Linked DNA regions of Mus musculus: region 1 is linked to region 2. Evidence: chromatin contacts called from ENCODE Hi-C or POLR2A ChIA-PET data. All regions are on one chromosome and are shown on one strand. Each heading gives the region's core, a stretch centred on a gene start or an enhancer-like site at or near the end of the contact. The rest is flanking DNA. Distances are from core to core; before and after follow the strand shown. Region 1 has its middle 28 kb from the start of Lbx1. Region 2 holds the start of Scd4 (stearoyl-coenzyme A desaturase 4).

Region 1 (4,847 bases), core at 2,165-4,664, 870 kb before region 2:
CAGTTAAACATTTCCTTTATTAGAGTTGCCTTGGTAATGGCGTCTCTTCACAGCAATAAAACCCAAACTAAGATACTGCTCACAGTATTTTGGTATAATACATGTGTAAGGCAGCCCACTTGGATACTTCCAGGAAGTAAGCCACCCAGACATGGCTAGCTGGATAAGCTAAACATTGATCCAGACTCTTCTTTCAGGGCAATCAGGAGAACGCTGTGGCCACTTGAACCTATATATTCTGGAATGGTGGACAGTGATGCTCAGATTCATGTGCAGGCAAACCAGAGGATGCTGGTCTCTATCAAGATGCCCAAGACCACAGGGCCTGGGGAGAGAAGGGTTATACCAGACTTCCAGGTCTTTCTGGAAGGCCAAGCTGTGCCACCTGTCCCAGAGTTCTAGGAGACACCTGCATGCTATGATGACTGCCATTCTACTGGTTAGGCTGGGCACATTTTGTTATTTATACTCACAAAATCCCAAGTCAGGATGCATTGTGAGGTTTGGAGAACATGGCAGAAAGGGCAGGAAGCAAGAACACTGGGCTGTTTGTCATTTACCCACCTGCTTCTCATGCCTTTCTTGTTGGTCTCAGCACATCAGCTGCCTTCCTCCTCTTCCTCCTCCTTTTCCTCTCCCTTTGTTGCTTGGGTGGGTCTGAGACTATGCAATCCTCCTGCCTCAACCTCCAAAGGACCTGGGATTACAGGTGTGCACCACCAGGCCTGACCAACTTTTTCCTTTTTTATTTCTCTACCACTGAACCTTCAACCAAGGATTTTTCCTCACCCAGTCTATGCAATTCAGCTCTAGTCAGCATGGGGTCCAATATGTACTCTTAGGTTTTTGATCTTGGGTTATTTACTTATTTGCACACGTGCACATGTATGTGTGTGGTATGAATGCACACATGTGTGCATGCTCACATGTGTGTGGGTATACATGCATTTTCTGAGGCCTGAGGCTGATGTTAGGTATCTTCCTCCACTGCCCTCCACCTTATAGATTGAAGCAGGGTCACCTAGGTGAACCCAGAGCTTGACCACTGGGATGCTCTACCTAGTCAGCTTGCTTCAGAGGTTCTTGATTTCCACCTTCTGAGTGTGGGGTCATGGGCAGAGCACTGCACCCACTCGGCATTTACATGGGCGCTGGGAATCTGAGCACCATTGACTCGCCTGGGCAGTCAGTTCTTTACCCAGTGAGAAATTTCAAGCCTCAGAATCTGTAGTGTGTGTGGTGTGCAGTGGATGTGTGTCTATGTGTGTGTATGTGTGTGGTGTGTGTCTGTGGTGTGTGGTGTGTCTGTGCACAGGTGGAGGTTCTAGAAGGTACAGGAAGAGCTGGGGAAGAAGTGTGCCAGATTAAGATAAGCTCAGCCGGACTCCTGAGGTTGGCTGGAGGGTTAAGAGTTACACGTGTGAGTCAGGGCTTGGTTGACATTGGGCGTATGCTGAAGAAGATGCAGGCAGTAGTGGTGGCAGAGGAGCCTGGACAGGCCTTGGCCCCAGGATAGCATCTGCTCTGGGAGACAACCCAGGCTGGTTCTTCAGAGACTGGCAGAGGAGCCACCGGGTGGATAGGAAGGGCCAATGACTCATGGAGGCTCTTGTTTACATATTATCTCTCACCTGCTTCAGAAAGCTTTTGAAGTGGCGCCTAATTGAAGCCTCGGGTAGCTCGGCTTGCTGAGACCAGAGAGATCATGTCAGGGCTGGAGGCTGGCTTGGGTAAGGCTGGCACACCCGGGCGGGTACACTGCCCATGGAAGGAAGGCAGACCGAGCCCTGACTGGGCCAGGACGGAAGCTGGGAGATTCTCAGAAAGTCTGTGTAACCTGGGAAGATCGGTTTCGACACTTCCGGTTTGAGCCTGTTGAGTGTTTTGTTTGAGGCAGGGTCTAATGTTTTCCAGGCTGATCTCAAGCTGGCTGTGTAGCCAAGGAAGACACCTTGAAATTCTGGTCCTTCCACCTATACCTCCAAGTGTCGGGCTTACAAATACGCGTCACCACACACGCAGTTTATTAATGCTGGGCACCGAACCTGGGAGTCCAGGCTTCACACAGCTAGGCCAGCACTCTCCCAGTCAAGCAAGGAACATCTTTAGCCTCTGCTAAGGTTCTCTTTTTGTTTCTTTTGTTTTTGTTTTTCTGAGACAGGGTGACTCTGTGTAGTCCTGGCTGGCCTGAAACTCACTCTGCAATCTAGGCTGGCCTTGAACTCACAGAGATCCACTTGCCTCTGCCTCCTGAGTGGAGTGACTAAAGGTGTCACTATCTGTCAGGCTCTCTGTTGGGACACTTGTTAGCTATTCTGAGCCCCACCTGGCAGAGGCTTTGGTCTTTGTTCTTCAGGAATTTCCAACTTCTGGTCTCTAAGAGGGAAGGCCTTTCCTTCCAGGGTCTAGATGTCCCTGACCTCAGGCTAAAAGACTCATGGGAGGGAATCTTGTCTTATTTTAATTTACTTCTTTTTGTTTTGTTTTGTTGTTGTTGTTGTTTTTCGAGACAGGGTTTCTCTGTATAGCCCTGGCTGTCCTGGAACTCACTTTGTAGACCAGGCTGGCCTCGAACTCAGAAATCCACCTGCCTCTGCCTCCTGAGCGCTGGGATTAAAGGCGTGCGCCACCATGCCCAGCTTTAATTTACTTCTAAGCCTACCCCACACCAGCATGGTCTGCCCCATGACCCCCAGAGTAAAACTTGGAGGAATCCTACTGCTTCGTCTGCCTTTGTCTGGTAGCACTCGGAGAAAGAAGTCTCCGGTTCCCAACCCCCAGGGTCTTCTTAGGCTATGACGCGGGGGTGGGTGCTGAACTCTGTCTGCCCCTCCTCCACAATGCTTCCGGCCTCTTACCTGACCGTCCCCGACTCCTCCGGCTTCCATCAGATCAGGTTTCCTTAGGAGGCACACTGACAACTTCCAAAAGTTACACCAAGTTTTGGCAAGTCTGACTGAACCCCGACAGACTTTTCTGTCACATTTCCTTACAGCTACTTAAACCGCACTTTGCTGTGTAATAGAACACCTCCCAGTCGGGGAGCCGGAGGGGTCTCCCGCAGGCAGGATTCAACACGAAGACAGTCAGGAAAAGCAGAGGCTGGGGGTTTAGCCTACAAGGGTAAGTTCGTCACCCTGGGGGGTCGGGGAGATGCTGATAGAGAGGCACAGAAAAGCCAACTTCAGCCAACCAGGGTCATGGGGCGGAGAGGCGGAACGCAAGGCTTCTCTGCTTAGACGGTCACCACATCTTCCTACTCTGCGGAAGGGAAACCCAAACCCCATCCTGAGCCGAGGGACAGCCGGTAGGAGGTAAGTGGATAAGAAGACACGTGAGCATTGAGGGACTATCAGGGCCGAGCTGATGGCCTGAAGCCAGAGAGGGAGGGCTTTCCAGTAGTAGGTGAAGAACAGAAAGGAAGACCGGCGCTGCCCCGGGGACCCCACCCCCGACATTCTTGGAGTGTGAGATACATTAATTAAGGAAATAAGCTCTGGGTTAGGAGGGAAACGGCGGCTTGCAAGAAGCAGAACCAGAGAGGAGTGTCTACGGAAAGGAAATCGGGTCAGGAGAGACTCCCAGTCACAGGGTAGGAGGCTGTTCTAGGGGCTCAGAGCCAGGAACACAGCAGTCATAAACTAGGGTTTTTGCTCTGAAGTCTCCCTCTCGTCACACATGTGCCCCCCCCCTCCCTACGGTAGGACACTGAGCAGCTGGGAACATCATCTCGAGATGCATCTCAAAAGACAGGGACAGAAAGCCACCAGAATGTCACAAAAGTTATGTCCTCTGAGAAGGTGAGTTTGGAGGTCGGTTGGCCAGGGCGAGGGAGGAAGGAAGTGGGGGTTGGGGGGAGAACACTGGCCTGCAGCCTGTGCTAGAGAAGGAGCCAAGGCAGAGCCCATGCTGGGTGAGACCGTCCTGACTGTCCTGAGACATGCTTTGTAGACCAGGCTGGCTTGAACTCAGAGATCTGCCTGCTTCTGCCTCCCAAGTGCTGGAAATAAAGGCCTGCACCGGTTGGCTGAAATCTCCCTCAATCTCTTCGAAAAGAAAAACAAAAACAAACAAAAAAAAAACCATAAAACCAAAAATCAAAGCATTGCTTTGCTTTCTGTAGCTGTTCTAAAACCCTTAGAAGTGAGAAAATCAGGCTGGTGAGTTGGATCCCCAGGACCCTCACATGTTATCCCCTGACCTCAGCACCATGGCAACCAGGCTTGCCCTTCACTTCCCACCACAAACGGAGGAATGTTCTCTAAAAATGAGAAAACCGTCCTTTTGAGTTCAGAAGAGCTCCCACGACCGCTAACCCACGACCGCTAACCCACGACCGCTAACCCACGACCGCTAAGCGTCAGGTTGGGCACCTGACCACACACTTCCAGCTCTGAGCCCTGAAGTATGGACTCTGGAGAGGCAGCAGTGAAGGAAAGTCATACTTCAGCGGTGCAAGCCTGGCCGTACAGCGCCAATGCGAGCTTCTCATTGTTGGTCTTCATTTGCTTTAGTTCTATGGCCTTTGGGGACTTCTAGTACATTCCATTTTGAAATAACTTTTTGTGTTAGTCAGCTTAATACTGTGATAAAATACATAAAATACAACGAAAGTTGATATAAAACATGAATAATCAGCCAGGCGATGGTGGTGCACACCTTTAGTCCCAGCACTCAGGAGACAGTCGCAGGCAGATCTCTGAGTTTCAAAGCCAGCCTGGCCTACAAAGCAAGTTCCAGGACAGCCAGGGCTACACAGAGAAACCCTGGAGTGTGGGGTGAGGGGCACAAACACCTGAATAATTTATCTTGTCTCACATTCTTAGAGAATTTAGTCTCTTTCTGCC
Region 2 (5,053 bases), core at 2,057-4,556:
GAAGCCCAGTTTCCTGTAAATAAAGCACTGGTCCAGCCCCACCATCCACCCTCAAGATGTTCACTGAGATCTCAAACCTCTCCTCTGCCCTGTCTCTCTGTCAATCTGGATGCTCACTGCCAGTACAACACTGGGTAATACTTAAAGCTGGCAGCTGGTAGTGCCTACGTTAGGGTGAGTCATCTCTGTTACATTTGTATCCTGGACTAAGGATAGGTGCCATGTCCTACCTCACTGTCTTGAAGTCAAAGGCTTGGGAGGTGCAGCTGTTAATAGAGAAGGAAACAGACTACCCTCACTCTGTCCCCTGTGAGGGCTTAGAGGAGACATTCAACCATGCTTCGCTCCTATGAGAGGCTGGAAACCATGGCCCCTGGGAGGCCGCAGAGCATAGTTCAGCTTGAAGTCAAAATACATTGTATAAACTCTCTTGTGTTCTTCTAGAGCCAGAAGTAACAGTTTCCCAAACAGCATCTCCCCTCTCCTGCCCAATAGCATTCCTTTTTTGGGCTTCCCACAAAGATCACAGAGCCAGTGTGCAGGCAGGGAAAGTTCTGCCCACGTTCTCTCTGAGCTGGGACCAGACCCAAGTGATTTTCTGCTTCTAGATGTATTTAGATTGAGCTCTTCCCACGTATCCAAGATGACCCCGAACCACAGGGGAGCCAGGATCCTGCAATCACAGGAGAAAAGAAAGAGCTTTGGCCAAATCAGAGGCCCTCAGTGGAACACCCAAAAGTGTCAGTTTTATGTCACAGGTGTCTCTAGGACATTCATTGGCTTTGAAAACACTCGGAGCATGCACAAGGGAATTGAGACAAGAGCCCTGTTACTGTGTGGCCTCTTTCTCAACCCCATGACTGTCAAATAGACATCTCAGTTCAAATAGATGGCTCAGTTCAAATAGATTAGTTCCATGACCTCCAGACAAGGTCTGTTTGTGTCCCAGGTATATTAAGCAACATCTTTAAGCACTTCTAAGACGTGAGCAGGAGAGCTTTCCTCTTTTAGCACTCCATGTCAGTACCCGAGCAGGGTAGAAGGCTCTCAGAGTATCCAAGTTAGGAGAATACTGGAAAAGCACACAACTAGCCCAAGGACCATGGCTTGGCCTTCCTAATCACAGCAAATTCTGTTGCCCCCCACTTGGTACCTGGAAAAACTGTAGTCCTGAAAGAAAAAAAAAAGAGTTTTTCCTCAGTTGTATTTTCCCTGGCACCTACAGAACTTTTAAGGTAATGCAGAGCTCACCTGCTGCAGGTACTAAGAGACGGAGGGCAGGGGTGGCCAACACCAGCAGCCAACTTCTACATCACTACCTTCTAGAGGCAGCTACCAGAAAGTCTTCTGCCTTCCAGAGAGTGATCTCTGGCTCATCGTTCCTCAGAAGGTAGCAAGGGGCCCTGGCCTGCTCCTCTCTCCCTGATTTAAGAATTGGGAGTCAGAGGCGAATCTACCTGAAAGCACACATGTGGGTCCAGGGGCCAGCCCTGCATCAGCACATACGCACAGATCCCCAAGTTGCTGAGCTAGGGAAGAGACACAGTGGCAACCTTCTTTCTTGTTACAACAGTCTGAAGGCCAGGGTTTCTCAGTCTCTGAGCCTGGCTATTTTGGGCAAGGGGAGGTGGAGGTAGAGAGGAAAGAGCAGAAGGTTCTGGGCCCTTTGTCCTACATGGTATCCAGAGACAAGAGCAGGAACTGGCTGGCCAGGGAATGAATGGAATGTCACCCAATTCTGAAACCCCCCTCCCCCTCTATTTTTGTCATTTTAAGAACATCTTGCTAACTGACAGGACGGACCTGGAGCAGCAGAACTCTACACCAGTGTACTTGGACCGTGTGGGAACCTGCCTCATCTTTCTCTGGGGCAAACAAGCCTGTCCTGGTCAGAATCACATACAAATATTTTTTGTTGGTAATCCCATTTTATTCCTTCTTCTCCAGCGATCCCCTCTGGATAGTCTTACTTTACTCTGTCTCCCGACTAAGCAAATACCCCCTCATTAAGCCCCCATGCCTCTCAGCAAGGGCTCTAGTTTTCCTGTGGCAGGCAATGCTAAGTCAGAAAGCTTTTTGGACGGAAAAGCTCTTTAGGAGACTGTCAATCCTTTGTCATACAGTTATCCCTCCACCTTTTATAGACTTTAGCATCCAAGCTAAAGAACCCCCCAGATCTGACACTCTTGTACCCCAATCCCACGAGGCTCTGTTCCCCGTCTAGTTATCAGTATCTCAGAAAGTGGAGAGAAAACTTGAAAAATCTGGACAGAGAGCGGCTACTTTTCAGAATCAGAGTCTACCTTATTAAAGAGTTGGGGGCGGGGGAGACATGGGGTGCTGGCCCAGGGCGGAGGGTTTGGAGATTACCCAAGAGCCAGGTGTAGACCTTGCAGGAGGGAACCAGTGTGATCCCGTACAGGGCTCCCACGTGCAGCAGGGCCATGAAGATGATGTTCCTCCAGACGTACTCCAGCTTGGGCGGGGGTCCCTCCTCATCCTGGTAGCTGGGGTCATACAGATCATCTTTTATTTCAGGCCGGATATCTTCTGCCTGGAGGGGCATCTTCTCTTCTCCATCCTGCTGTCTCCGGGAGTGGGGTTCCATGATGTTGGTAGTGCTACACCTGCTGGAGATCTTCAACGGGAGGAAGTGAAAGTCAAAAGCAGATACATAGGACAGCAAGGGGGGGGTCCTCCTGTAATACAGCCAAGGCAGTAGAGGCAGAAACCCCAGTGCCCTGATCATAGGAAGACAGAGTACAGATGTGCTAGATGAAGCAGAGAAAACTTCCCAGAAACTACCTAGAATGTGTTGACAATCAAACCTCACAGTGAAGGGGCAGGGACGGGGATCAAACATTCATACCTCAAGCAACATACAAAGGAAAATGCATGTGCATGCAGAAAGGTATTGGCTGGACGGGAGCTTTCTTTCCTTTAAAGTCAACTGGCAACATGACTGCCACATCCCTCACTTGAAGGTCATACAAATCTAATAAGATATCTGAGATGTCTCTGTAGCTCTCAGCTCTGGCCTCTCTCCAGTCAGCACAGTCCCACCTGGTACCAAAGATCCTGTGCTAGAGGGAGGGGGTCATTGATGAAAAGCTGACCTCTTGTGGCAAGTGGGCCGTCATCTTGCTCCTTGGAAGCCTAGATCCTCTTGTGAAGGCAGAGAGAGCAAGGTCCAGGTCTGCAGCGACTGAGGATCGGTGAAGCGTTGAGTCCAGAGCCCACTGTGCGCTGTGTGTACTGCGTTGATGCCCGGCTAACTGTGCAGGTGTCACCAGTCAGTTCTGCTGTGTGTTGTTGTTTCCAGGCACAGGATTTAAAGGGTATGTAGAGCTGGCACTTGGTGACTGTGTCTGGTATTTGTTCAGATGTGCTTCATGACTGCCAACAAGGGATAAAGAATTCAGAGCTGGCTAGTCAAGGCAGCCCCATGAGGAGATAAAGACTGAAGGCGAGAGAGGGGAGGACAGCCAGCAAAGCCCACATTCACCTAAGGCAAGGCTATGGGATGCTGCACACACTAAGAGAGAGCCACCTTTGTCCCCATTCCTAGACAGATGGAGTATTCTCAGCACTCTGGCAAGCTCTGAGCAGAGGAATTTGTTACTCTCTTGTCTTCCTGGCTCTGGCATCCAGAAATCTGCTATCTCGCTGGCAGACAGCCCTCTGTGCCAACCTCCTCGGTTTCATCTCTGTGGACCCTGGGTCTCTGCCAGCATCATGACTGGAGGAATCTGGGGTCCAGTTCTCAAGCTTCATAGAGGGTAGAAAATGTCCACAAAGTGGGAAAAGAGTGAATCTGGGGGGTGAGAGTCAAGTTCAAGCCCAGGACTAACACAGGTGCTTGGCAAATGTGTCACACTGGGGCAGTTGCACAGTGGGGACAGCTCATCAGTGTCCACCACAATTCCACCTTCTCTTTCCACTCATCAGGTGTGGTGGGGGTAAGGGGGGGTGGACTGGCCTCCACCCCCAGATCTCGAGACAAGAGCAGGTGCATAGCCCGCCTTCTTACTTAGCATCTCAAGCCAGTGGCGGCTCTTCCCCACCCACCTGCCCAGGATGTTCAGCAGAATCGCAGAATGCTCTGACCAGCTCACACACACAGTCACACGCACAGGGCTGAGTGTCTGAGCCCACGCTCAGTCATAGGACTCGTTTCACAGGGGATAACCACCTCCAGACATTAGCATTTAATTACTTCCCTATGTTCCTGCCCCCGGAACATCTGCTGCAGGCAGGGAGGTCTGAAGATTCTCCCATCAGGTTGGGAATTGGGAGTCTTCTATAAGGAAAAAGTGGGAACCTCAGACAGGCGTTTACAGGCAGCAGAGGTGCAAAGGTTTGCCTGTGAAATAAGAAGACTGAGCTGGTATGGAATGACTTTAAAAAAAAAAAAAAAAAGCTAATACTAACTTTTTAAAAAGTCTCCCCGTGACCCATGACCTGTGGTTTTTAAGGAGAAGGAAGTTGAGATATAGAGAGCTCAGATAATTTGTCTGTGGTCCCAGGAGCCAGTGACTCACAGAGCTAGAAACTGATCATAGTAGGCAAGATGCCAGAGCCCAGGCTCAAACCCTGCTCGGAAAGCGATGCTGGCCTAGAGTCCCAAGACAAAATGACTTCACAGGCCGTCTTCAGTAGATTCACAGCAGGATGAGGAAGCTCAAACTGCAGGGATTTGCATTCACTAGGGTCTCCTGAGATAGACATCTCCCCTGTACACTTCCCCCCCACACACACACAAAGGAGACTATATGAGGGCAAGCATGACCAACTTGTCCCTCTGTGAAAGCTTCCTTGGCCTCTCCATCCTCTTCCCCTCTTATCAAACAGCGAGGGACCCCACAGTCCTTTTGGCTCCCCACATACTTTGCTTTGCTTTGACCCCACAATTTTATTTTAACAGCCATATTGAGACTTGTTTGCACTGGGCATGGTGGTGTACATTTTTCATCCCAGCACTTGGGAGGCAGAGGCAGGTGGATCTCTATGAGTTTGAGGCCAGCCTGGTCTACCAAGCAAGTTCCAGGACAGC

Evidence for each region. A loop is a pair of places that touch in the nucleus more often than their neighbours do. ChIA-PET counts read pairs that join two places held with the same protein, here RNA polymerase II (POLR2A).
Region 1: a map of T-helper 17 cell shows a loop between it and region 2 (4-fold over the local background). The contact joins the enhancer-like site here to the promoter of Scd4 in region 2. A Hi-C loop is called at or near these places in 1 of 37 maps with a recorded cell type or tissue (T-helper 17 cell). POLR2A ChIA-PET finds 5 or more read pairs at or near these places in 1 of 5 experiments (embryonic stem cell).

Annotation. Positions count from the first base shown.
Region 1 is chr19:45,206,863-45,211,709 of GRCm38, reverse strand. No RefSeq gene overlaps it. Among named protein-coding and RNA genes, the nearest start is that of Lbx1, 28 kb to the left of the region's middle. Within about 2 kb of position 3,414, at least 1 of the 3 ENCODE cell types and tissues checked has a DNase peak (open chromatin) inside an H3K27ac peak, as active enhancers do.
Region 2 is chr19:44,331,579-44,336,631 of GRCm38, reverse strand. Scd4 (stearoyl-coenzyme A desaturase 4) reads right to left here and starts at 3,306. Exons shown (of 6, transcript NM_183216.3): 1 at 3,117-3,306; 2 at 2,371-2,638. The coding sequence starts at 3,140.